2 separate regions of the Homo sapiens genome follow, and region 2 is linked to region 1. A link is an interaction called in ENCODE POLR2A ChIA-PET data of the cell type or tissue named here. Cell type or tissue: HepG2. All regions are shown on one strand. Each heading gives the region's core, and the rest is flanking DNA. Links, peaks and the distances in the headings are about the cores only.

The links. ChIA-PET counts read pairs that join two places held together with the same protein. Peaks named below come from ENCODE experiments on the same cell type or tissue, not always from the same donor. Only the 100,000 strongest peaks of a DNase experiment are listed, where the experiment ranks them.
Region 2: POLR2A ChIA-PET joins it to region 1 with 5 read pairs; 1 of 35 experiments calls an interaction of 5 or more read pairs at or near these places.

What each region holds. Positions count from the first base shown.
Region 1 is chr20:54,130,051-54,135,433 of GRCh38, reverse strand. No RefSeq gene overlaps it. Among named protein-coding and RNA genes, the nearest start is that of CYP24A1, 41 kb to the left of the region's middle. In HepG2, for the core only: no CTCF peak of the experiment used is centred there; DNase peaks (open chromatin) are centred at 803, 1,843 and 2,483; H3K4me3 peaks cover 1,045 bases.
Region 2 is chr20:53,798,338-53,803,720 of GRCh38, reverse strand. No RefSeq gene overlaps it. Among named protein-coding and RNA genes, the nearest start is that of BCAS1-AS1, 110 kb to the left of the region's middle. RefSeq lists an enhancer at 1,924-2,425 and a silencer at 4,405-4,605. In HepG2, for the core only: no CTCF peak of the experiment used is centred there; DNase peaks (open chromatin) are centred at 2,690 and 3,866; H3K4me3 peaks cover 1,163 bases.

The DNA of each region.
Region 1 (5,383 bases), core at 179-5,178:
GCCTCCCCAGCCATGTGGAACTGCTGGGTCCATTGAACCTCTTTCTCTTCCCAGTCTCAGGTATGTCTTTATCAGCAGTGTGAAAATGGACTAATACATTAAAACACATACATAGAAGCAAAAGCTGACCATCTGTAGTGACAGGTGAGAAGGTAGAGTATATGGGTATAGCTGGGTTGGTAATTTGTTGGTGGAAGTATGTAGAATTGTTCTTCTGATAGCTTCTATTTTACTTTGGCCAAGAATGAGACCAGGTATAAAAGAGATGAAGATATGGGAAAGTCACCCTAGGAAAAGAATAAATTGCCTAGAGGCATGTAGAAGGATAGTCAGACAGCACTAAGGTTTCATTTGATGTCTGTGGTCATGAACTTAAAATGAGTTCACTCAGCATGTTGGTATGCTTTTCAATGGGTTAGATGTTAGCGCCATGCTTTAGATTTCTCAGGGCTGAGGTTTTGCAAGATTTGAACAAAGGAGGGTGATAGGGTGTGTTAGCAAGCCTCCGAGATGACCTGCCATGGTCCTTGTCTTCTGGTATTCATGCCCTTGTGTGATTTTCTCCTCTCCCACACTGAGTATGGATAGCCTTTAGGACTACTTAGATATTATGAAGACAATGATATATGACTTTCAAAACTAGATCCTAAAAGACATAGTGACTTTCACCTTCCCTTTTCTTGGCTCACTGTCTCTGGGCAAAGTCAGCCACCATACCATGAGGACACTCAACAAGTCCTATGGAAAGACCCACATGACAAGGAACTAAGGCTCCCTGCCAAAAACCAGGGCTAACTCTCCAGGCATGTGAGTGAGTCAACCTGGAAGTGAACCCCCCCAGCCCCAGTATGATCTTTAGATAACTATACTCATGAGATACCTACAGGCAGAATCACCCAACTAAGCCAGCCTGGTTTCTTGATCTACAAATGCTGTGTGAGATAACAAATTCTTCTTATTTTAAACTGCTAAATTTTTTGTTTAATTTGTTACACAGCAATAGATAACTCATACCAAAGGACAGGATATTTTCAAGGGAGTGATTTTAGTGATAAACCATGGATAAGGAGATGGATAAGGAGGGAAGAGAGAAAGTATAGGGAGGGAAGAGTGGAAGTATAGGGAGTGAAAACACAGTTGGGTGGATTATGATTGAACAAGATCCCAACTTCTCACCATGGCCCGCATAACCAGCTCCCATTGCTTTCTGACATAGTCCCCTATCCCCCACCCTCTTTCTCATGGAGCAGAGCCACACAGATTCTGTTGATGTTCTTGTTGTTTCTTTAATAAACCAAGCTCTTCCCTGCCTGAGGACTTCTTCCAATTGTGAGTCCTTTACCCAGAACACTCTTCCCTGCCTGAGGACTCTTCCAATTGTGAGTCCTTTACCCAGAACACTCTTCCTCTAGATCATTCCATTGCTGACTCTTTCTTATTCTTTAGATCTCAGGATAAAATTCACATATTCAGAGAGAACCACCTCATCTAATGTGGCCATCGCGCAACTCTCACAAATTATGTTACACCATCATCCCTTCTTAGCCCCTTCATATCCCATAGCACTGTCTAAAATTATTTTATTAGTTTGTCCATTTGCCTACTTATCTAGCTCCTCAACAAGAATAGAATAGAAAAAGGACCTCGTTTATCTTGCTCACTTTTGTGTTTTCAGGCATCTCAAATAGTGCCTTCATCATAGAAGGATCATCATAAATAGTGACTGTGTGAGTGGACAAATAAGAAGAAGCAAATAGAATAGCTTGAATCTGCTTTACACAACAGCACAGAGTACTGACAAGGAAATGCCAGTTAAACTGTAACTGAGCACAGTGAGAGAGCAGCCTCGAGTGGCTGAACAAAAGACACCTTTCACTTTGGAGGATCCCAAACTGCCATTCATGACTCAGCTCCGGGAAGGAAGACAAGCACAGCTAAACCAGATCCTGGCTTCTGGATGGAAATGTCACTTCAGCCACAGTAACAAGTATTCTGATATGACAGGAAGGAGGTGGGAAGGAATCCTGCATGTGACCATCTCTCTATCCCTACACTTTATCCAATCCTATTTAGGGAACTTCAGAAGCACCCCACTTTAGTTTGTCAGGACTTCTTCAGCCCTCTGAATATGGCCACATGGTGATGTCAGCGTTATCCGGGCAGCCATTTCTCCAGTTTTGTGGATCTTCAAAGAAAATTCCACTGAAACATGAGTGATCTCATATTCATTCGTTGCCATGCATTGCTTTATGTTCCATCCTAATTGGGCACTCTGAACCCAACATCAACACATTATTGGCAACTAAACCCACAGCAGCCTTGCCCCAATTATGAATTTATAAGCTTTTGACACACCACATGAGGCATGTTTAACCGTTAAAGACAAACTCAGGAACAGTTGGCTCTTATTCTCAGCTGCATGTTGCTCCATGACTGCAATTGGGCAACCCTAGACTTCAAAGGATGTGAAACCCGACTCCATCTCTTCGTGAATCACTATCCTTTCAGAGTAAATCCCAGCACATTGCAGAACCATTAAGACACATGTTTTATGTCTCAACCAGGGAAACAAATTCCTGTGTTGAAAATGAAACCATTTTCCCTCTTCCTGATGAAAGGTATGAGATCTTGTTTTGAAAACTGTTGCAGAGTAATCACAAATTCATCATCATATTTGGGAACTGGGATGATTCATAACCAGTCATTCTTAATAAGTGGCAGATTTAAGTAGCTCACAGTCAATTGTATAACAATTGGAAAGACTTCATTGCATCCAGCCTGAAACCACAGCTCTCAGGACAGGTCCCAAGAGTCACTTGAGTGGTGAAAGCAACACTTAGTATTGGACACTGGGCACAAATATGCAAATGATGGTTAAAGGAAGTGAAGAAATACACTATTTATAATGTTTATCACTTTTTTGTTTTTTTTTTCCTCTTCCTATATGTTGTAAGTAGTAAGCATTTATCTAAAAGAACCCTACCAAAAATCTTGTTTTCTTTTGATATTTAAGACCAATGCTCATATCCTGAAGAGGAAGTCCTGAGCAATTTTTCAAGTTTCAAAATTAAACCTGTCCTACCTGAATCTGACTCTTATTCACTAAAAAATAAAAAAGGACAGAAAAGAGCTCTCCATGATTCCAGTGGAAGTTTAGGGCCCTTATTAGGCTGAGAAAGGCTTCAAGAATCAGAGAGATACTGAGCAGAAGACAAAGAAGAAGACAGAAGACAAAGAAGAGAAAAGCAGGAGAGAGGAAAATGAGGAGAAGGAGAAGTGCTGAGCAGAAGAATAAAAGACAAGCCATGCAGAAGCAAAACAAAGCCAAAGGCGCTCCTTTGCTGACTGCGGGTGGATTCACTGACTCTGAGACGCCATGTGGCTCTGCCTGGAATCGAGGCTCTTGAGAAAGAATGCCCTAGTTGGAGGAGCGTGTCTGGGATCACATCAGCCCATCCATCTGTTTGTCCTCCCAACTAGATCCGTCTCTGCCCTCCTCTAGCCCCGAGAGGCTGCCTTCCACATGGGCATCACTGGGCTCCAGCTCCTTTGCCAGTGCCTACATTTGGGCTCAGCCAATGGAAGCAGGCACCAGCTGGATATCAGAGGCTGAGAAGTGAGAGAGATCAGAGCCCTGCCTCTATGGCCTCTCTGGCCACGTGTCTGGCACTGGCTTCCTTCCTCTAGGCTACAGCTCCTCCCAAAGGCCCCTCCTTCACTGCCTCAGTTTCACTTAGCATCTGCAAAAATTATTTCATCTTCTTGGCCCTTCAGGCTAAGCTTTCCTTATGACTTCGCACGGTGGTTAGTCTTGGGTGTCTCATCCTCCCTTGCTAGTTTTCTTAACCTACCCATGCCTTTAGAAATAGTAACTAAAAAAAATCTCTGGTTCTCCTCAAGGATCTAGAACCAGAAATACCATTTGACCCAGCAATCCCATTACTGGGTATGTACCCAAAGGATTATAAATCCTTCTAGTATAAAGACATATGCACATGTATGTTCATTGCAGCACTATTCACAATAGGAAAGACTTGGAAACAACCCAAATGCCCATCAATGATAGACTGGACAAAGGAAATGTGTCACATATACTTCACGGAATACTATGCAGCCATAAAAAAGGATGAGTTCATGTCCTTTGCAGGGACATGGATGAAACTAGAAACCATCATTCTCAGCAAATGAAAACAGGAACAGAAAACCAAACACCTCATATTCTCACTCATAAGTGGGGGTTGAACAGTGAGAACACGTGGACACAGGGAGGGGAACATCACACACCGGGGCCTGTCCGGGGGTTGGGGGGTTAGGGGAGGGATAGCATTAGGAGAAATACCTAATGTAGATGACGGGTTGATGAGTGCAGCAAACCACCATGGCACGTGTATACCTATGTAACAAACTTGCATGTTCTGCACATGCATCCCAGAACTGAAAGTATAATTTCAAAAGGAAAGAAAAAAGTCTCTGGTCAAACATCTGAATGGAATTCTGTTTTCTGCTGGGACTCTGAGCAGTACAGGAAGCAAGGACCTACCATCTGGTGCCCTCCTAGTAGCAGCTGCTCCAACTTTGGCAGATGTGGGGAACTTGAGATTTTCCACTCACCATCACCATCATCATCAGCACCCTGATCCGGATGTGGAAGGTATGCGTGTGTCTCTCCTAGGGAGGTTTGTGGGCTTGTTTTTACTTGGCATAACCTCTCCTCTTTCCAAATACCTTGGACCTCCCTGGTCTAAGCAGAAAGGGGAGAGAATTTGTTTTTCTTTTTGCACAAATAAATATAAAGAAAATGTGTATCAGGTAGATATGATAAGTGTATCCCACTAGCCATTGCCCAATCCCTTTTTCTTCTTACCAGTGGAATCCTAACTTCAGATATCAGGTTCTCATAGTAGGTACAGACCATCGGCATCCTTAGAGTTCGTGTCTTGCTTAAAGCCTTGGCCATCCCTGATAATTTTATTCCTCTTCATTCAGTAGGAGGCATATGATTTGAGTCTGGTCAGTGAATTGTGAGGGAAGGTGTTCTTAGGGCTCTGGGGTTCTCCTGGTTTTTAAAACGAAGACACAAAGTGAACTCCCGGCTTCAATGATATCAAAATGGAAAAAGAGGATGGAACTTTCCTGAATCTTTAGTGATGTTGGTTTCTGCTAAATTAACCATCCTCAGGGCCATCCTCCCTCTGCATTTCTAATTCTGTAGGATGATAGATCTCCTTTTGGTGTAAGTCCTTATGAGTCAATTTAGTAGTTATTATAGCTCAATTCATTCTGACACAGAGGCTCTCATTAGATGGTGCGCTGAAGTCAGGTGTGACTAGTCACATCACAGTTTTCACTTTAAAATAAAGAGAAACTCCGCATAATGCTGCAT
Region 2 (5,383 bases), core at 169-5,168, 330 kb after region 1:
GATTCCAGGAGTTCAAGGCTGCAGTGAGCTAAGATTGAGCCACTGCACTCCAGCCTGGGCAACAGAGTAAGACCCCGCCTCAGAAAAAAAAAAAAAAAAAGGAAGGAAGGAAGGAATGAAGGGAGGGAGGGAGGGAGGGAGGGTTCCATTATCCTTGCACGGTATAAGAATACAGCAGTCTCTTGAGAGGTCGAGACGGGTGGATCACGAGATCAGGAGATCAAGACCATCCTGGCTAACACGGTGAAACCCCGTCTCTACTAAAAAACAAAAAATTAGCCGGGCTTGGTGGCGGGTGCCTGTAGTCCCAGCTACTCAGGAGGCTGAGGCAGGAGAATGGTGTGAACCTGGGAGGTGGAGCTTGCAGTGAGCCGAGATCGCGCCACCGCACTCCAGCCTGGGGGACAGCGAGGCTCCGTCTCAAAAAAAAGAATACAGCAGTATCCACCTGTTAAGATCTCTAGAGCCATGCTAGAGATATTTATTTTCAATATAATTTATTTAATTGTAAGTTTATATAACCATTTTAATAATGGCTATGTTTAACAATCAGGTCACAAAATTCCTGAAAATTTAACAGTTGGCTCTGGTTGGCCTAAGAGAACTGGCTTCAGCTCCTTGGTGCTGAGCCTGGGCTGCTCTGCCTAAACTCTCTGCCTGTTGGCACTTGATCATCTTTCAGATCTTGGCCAAGCAGTACTTGGTTAAAGAATTCTCAGTGCATTCTGCCACAGCTCGTCACACTTGGGTTAGCTAATTCTATGTACGATTATTGTTTGATTGTTGCTTTGACCGCTTATCATGTCAGCTCCACGAAAGCTGGGGCTTTCATCTATGTTTGTCCTGTCCCCTCCTGTATCTCCCATGCCATTCACAGGGCCTGGTACCCAGGAGGTGCCCAATTAACATCCATTTAAGAAATAAATGGGCTGGGCATGGTGGCTCACACCTGTAATCCCAGCACTTTGGGAGGCCAAGGAGGGTGGCTCACCTGAGGTCAGGAGTTCGAGACCAGCCTGGCCAACGTGGCAAAACCCTGTCTCTACTAAAAATATAAAAATTAGCCACACACGGTGGCATGTGCCTATGGTCCTAGCTACTCGGGAGGCTGAGGCAGGAGAATCGCTTGAGTCCAGGAGGTGGAGGTTACCGTGAGCTGAGATCGCACCACTGCACCCCATCCTGGGCAACAGAGACTCCGTCTCAAAAAAAAAAAAAGAAAGAAAAGAAATAAATGAATGAGAAATTTCCATTAAGGCTTTCTCTACTTACATGTGCAAGTTTTGGTGATGTTATGGAGAAATTAGATAAAATTTTGCACATAAAGAGTGAATGATTTGTTTACTAACTGGCCCATTCGTCAACTCTTTGCAGTAGTTCCATCTTTTTGTACCGTGGACCCTGTTGGTTGTCTGAGGAAGCCTGTGATCCCGTTCTCAGGACAAAAAAATGCACAGGCTTGCAAAGAAATCCAATTACATTAAAATGCAGTTCCCCTAAAAATGTTAAAACAAATGTATAATATGGTAATATGTGTGCATTTTTATTAACACATTAAGTGACAAGATGCAGTGCAGATTCTAACAACTGTAATTTTGAGATAGCAATAACTATAGAGGATACTTCCTATTATTTGTAACTCTGGTGTAAGATGAAAATATCTGGTTTCCACTGGCAACAAAGTCTCAAGGACTGCTAATTCTGCTGTGGTTTGCCTATATTCAAAAGGTGGAAAATAGGCCGGGCGTGGTGGCTCACGACCGTAATCCCAGCACTTTGGGAGGCCAAGGTGGGCAGATCACGAGGTCAGGAGTTCGAAACGAGCCTGGCCAACATGGCATAACCCTGTCTCTACTTAAAATACAAAAATCAGCTGGGCGTGGCAGCACACGCCTGTAGTCCCAGCTACTCAGGAGGCTGAGGTACAAGAATCGCTTGAGCCTGGCAGGCAGAGGTTGCAGTGAGTCAGGATCGCGCCACTACACTCCAGCATGGACGACAGAGCGAGACTCTGTCTCAAACAAAAAAAAAAAAAAGAAAGAAAGGGGAAAAATGAGAAAATGCAGATTAGAGTATATATGTGTTTTTGTTTGTTTGTCTGTTTGTTAATCAATGTATCATAAATTCTATCCCAGGACTGCTTGGGAGTCCGTGGACACCTGGTTAAGGATTCCTATGGACAGATCAATTAACCCAAGGGCTCCAGGAGATGCAGATCAAAGACCGCCACACAAGAAAGAGGCCACACAGATAAAGAGCCCAGGACCTGCTGTCAGACCTCCCCAGATTCAGATTCTTAGGCCTGCCCCTTATAGGCTGTGTGACCTCGGACAAGTTCCTTATTTACTCTGAGCCTGAGTGTCCTCGCTCGTAAAATGGGTCTAACAACGACCACCTCCAAGAAAGATCACGATGCTGAAATGACTCAGAACAGTGCCTGGAGTGGAAGAGCTGCTGGGAAAATAATAACTGCTATTTCTACATCAGTTATGCCAGTTCTTTTTGACCTAAGAAACTCCAGCGCTTTTAATACAATCAAACTGGGTTATTGGTGACTTACAGAGGAGACCCTAGGCAGGTAACTATTGAACCTTGAAAACCGTAACATGGACACAGAGTAGAGAGCCCATTTATCTCAACTGGATTCTTCTCAGTGGACTTCGAGCTTCTTATCAGAAAAACACTTTGATGACAGCGCTTAGTGCTTAACAGCTTAAGAGCAGTTCAAACATGCGCCAGAGGCTTGCTGAGGAGGCCCGCCCTCCAGATTCTGCAAATAGATACACTGGGGTGAGCCTGCAGCCCAATTTGCCCAGGACTGTCCTGGTTAATGCTTGCGGTCCCCGTGTGATTATTAATAGTATCTGTTGTATCCATACGAGCGTCCCAATTTAGATGATCCTATAGATGGTCACTGTTGATAAGGACCATGGCTGCCTTCTCCCTTAGCTGCCAAGCTGTGTATAGGATATTGTTTCTCCTTGGCAGAATTCAGAAAGTAAGTTTGGACCCTCTGGAATTCTGGTCCTTTTCTTCTAGGTTTCAGGCATCATTATTGCATAGGAGCTTTGAAGTCCAAAGTAATCTAGAGTTAGAATGACCAGACATCCTGGTTTCTTGGATTTTATTTTAAGTGGGAGGGGAGTTACTGAAGGGGTGATTATATATCAGTTCACTTAATCCTTATACTTATATATTAATAGCCCAGGCTTGGTGGCTCACACTTGTAACCCCAGGACTTTGGGAGGCTGAGGCAGAAGGATCGCTGAGCTCAGGAGATTGAGATCAGCCTGGGCAACACAGTAAGATCCCCATGTCTACCAAAAATTTAAAAACTTCAGCCAGGTGTGGAGGTACACACGTGTAGTCCCACCTACGCAGGAGGCTGAGGAGAATCACTTGAGTCCAGCAGGTTGAGGCTCAATGAGCCATAATCACACCACTGCCACTACACTCCAGCCTGGGCGACAGAGTGAGAACCTGTCTCAAAATAAAAATAAAAATATTATCATACTTAATAATAACGCTCTGGGGGTAAACATTGTTATTCCCATTGATGCATGAGAAGAGTAAGGCCCAGAAAGAAAAAATAACCTGTCCAGAGCCTCACAAATGGTAAACAATAGAGTCTGGACTTGATTCCAGATCACTTGACCAACTGCCCTGATTTGCAGATCCTCTGAGTTCAACCAAAGAAATGAGCACAAAAAAATCTCTCTGTGCCTGCAGGTGTGACATTCTTAACCCTGTCTTTAATACAACTGCCACATCCCAGCGTTCCTTGACAGACTGTGGAGCACACCTAAGCCACCTTGCTTGCCATAGGGTTTGGCTCCATGACCTTGATGTGAGTTCATAGATTTGTTTGCAGTTGTGAAAATTAAATGAGAGAGCGAGATTTCATTGTGTGTGTGGAGTGTGTGTGTGTGTGTTGGGGGAGGGAGGAGAACAAACGATTTTAAATTCAGCCTAAAATTAAATGCACATTGGATGCATGCCAAACGGACTCCACAACCACCAGACTTTGCAAGTTTCAACGATTTCCAAGTCCTTCCTTTGTTTTTTTTTCTTTTTTTGAGACGGAGTCTCACTGTGTCGCCAGGCTGGAGTGCAGTGGTGCGATCTTGGCTCACTGCAAGCTCTGCCTCCCAGGTTCAAGCAATTCTCCTGCCTCAGCCTCCTGAGTAGCTGGGATTACAGGCACGCACTACCACGCCCAGCTAATTTTTGTATTTTTAGTAGAGATGGGGTTTCACTATGTTGGCCAGGATGGTCGCAATCTCCTGACCTCATGATCCGTCTGCCTTGGCCTCCCAAAGTGCTGGGATTACAGGCATGAGCCACTGTGCCCAGCCTGCAAGCCCTTCTTCTGCCGAGTGCTATGCTAGTTTCTAGAAGAAGAGGGATGTTACTCATTCATCTGCTATGCATGGTCCACTATGTTCCAAGGTGGGAGACGTGTACAGAGGTGAGCACCTCCAGCCTTCAGGCCACTTATATTCCCAGGTGTAGGTGATAGATAGGCAAATGCGTGCACTCTGGTTGTTGAAGATGTAGAGCAATTGGACTCCTCCTGCACCACTTGTGGTCATGTAAAATGGTATGGCCACTTTGGAGAACATTCTGGCAGTTCCCTGTTTGGTTAAATATAGAGTTACCATATCACCCAGCAATTCCACTCCTAGGTATTTTACCCAAGAGAAATGAAAACACATGTTCACACACAGACTTGCACATGACTGTTTATAGCAGCAATATTCACAATAGACAGAAGGTGGAAACAACCCAAATGTCCATTACAGGATGAATGGATAAACAAAATGTAGCATATGCATACAATTGCTTATCCATAAAAAGAAATGAGGTTCTGACACATGCTGTAATATGGATGAACCTTGAACATTACAGTAAGCGAAAGAAGCCAGTCACAGAGACCATATATTTTATAATTCCATTTATATGAAATGCCCAGAATGGGTCAATCATTAGAGACAGAAAGTAGGTTAGTGCTTGTTCAGGGATGGGAGGACATGAAGGAAGAGGGTAATAACGGAAGGGTTTGGGCTTTCTTGAAGTGATGAAAATGTTCTAAGGTCAATGGTGGTGGTGGTTTTACAATTCTGCGAATGTACTAAAAACCATTGGATTGTACGGTTTAAATAGATGAATGAAATGATATGTGAATTATATATCCAAAAATGCTGTTAAAAACAAAACAAGTATATCCCGGACCATCAGAGAGAAAATAGAGTAGGAGTGTCTAAATCTTTTTGTGTTGCTGTAAAGGAACACCACAGGATGGATAATTTACAAAGGGAAGAGTTGGGAGGCCAAGGTGGGAGGACCACTTGAACCCAGGGCTTTGAGACCAGCCTGGGTAGCA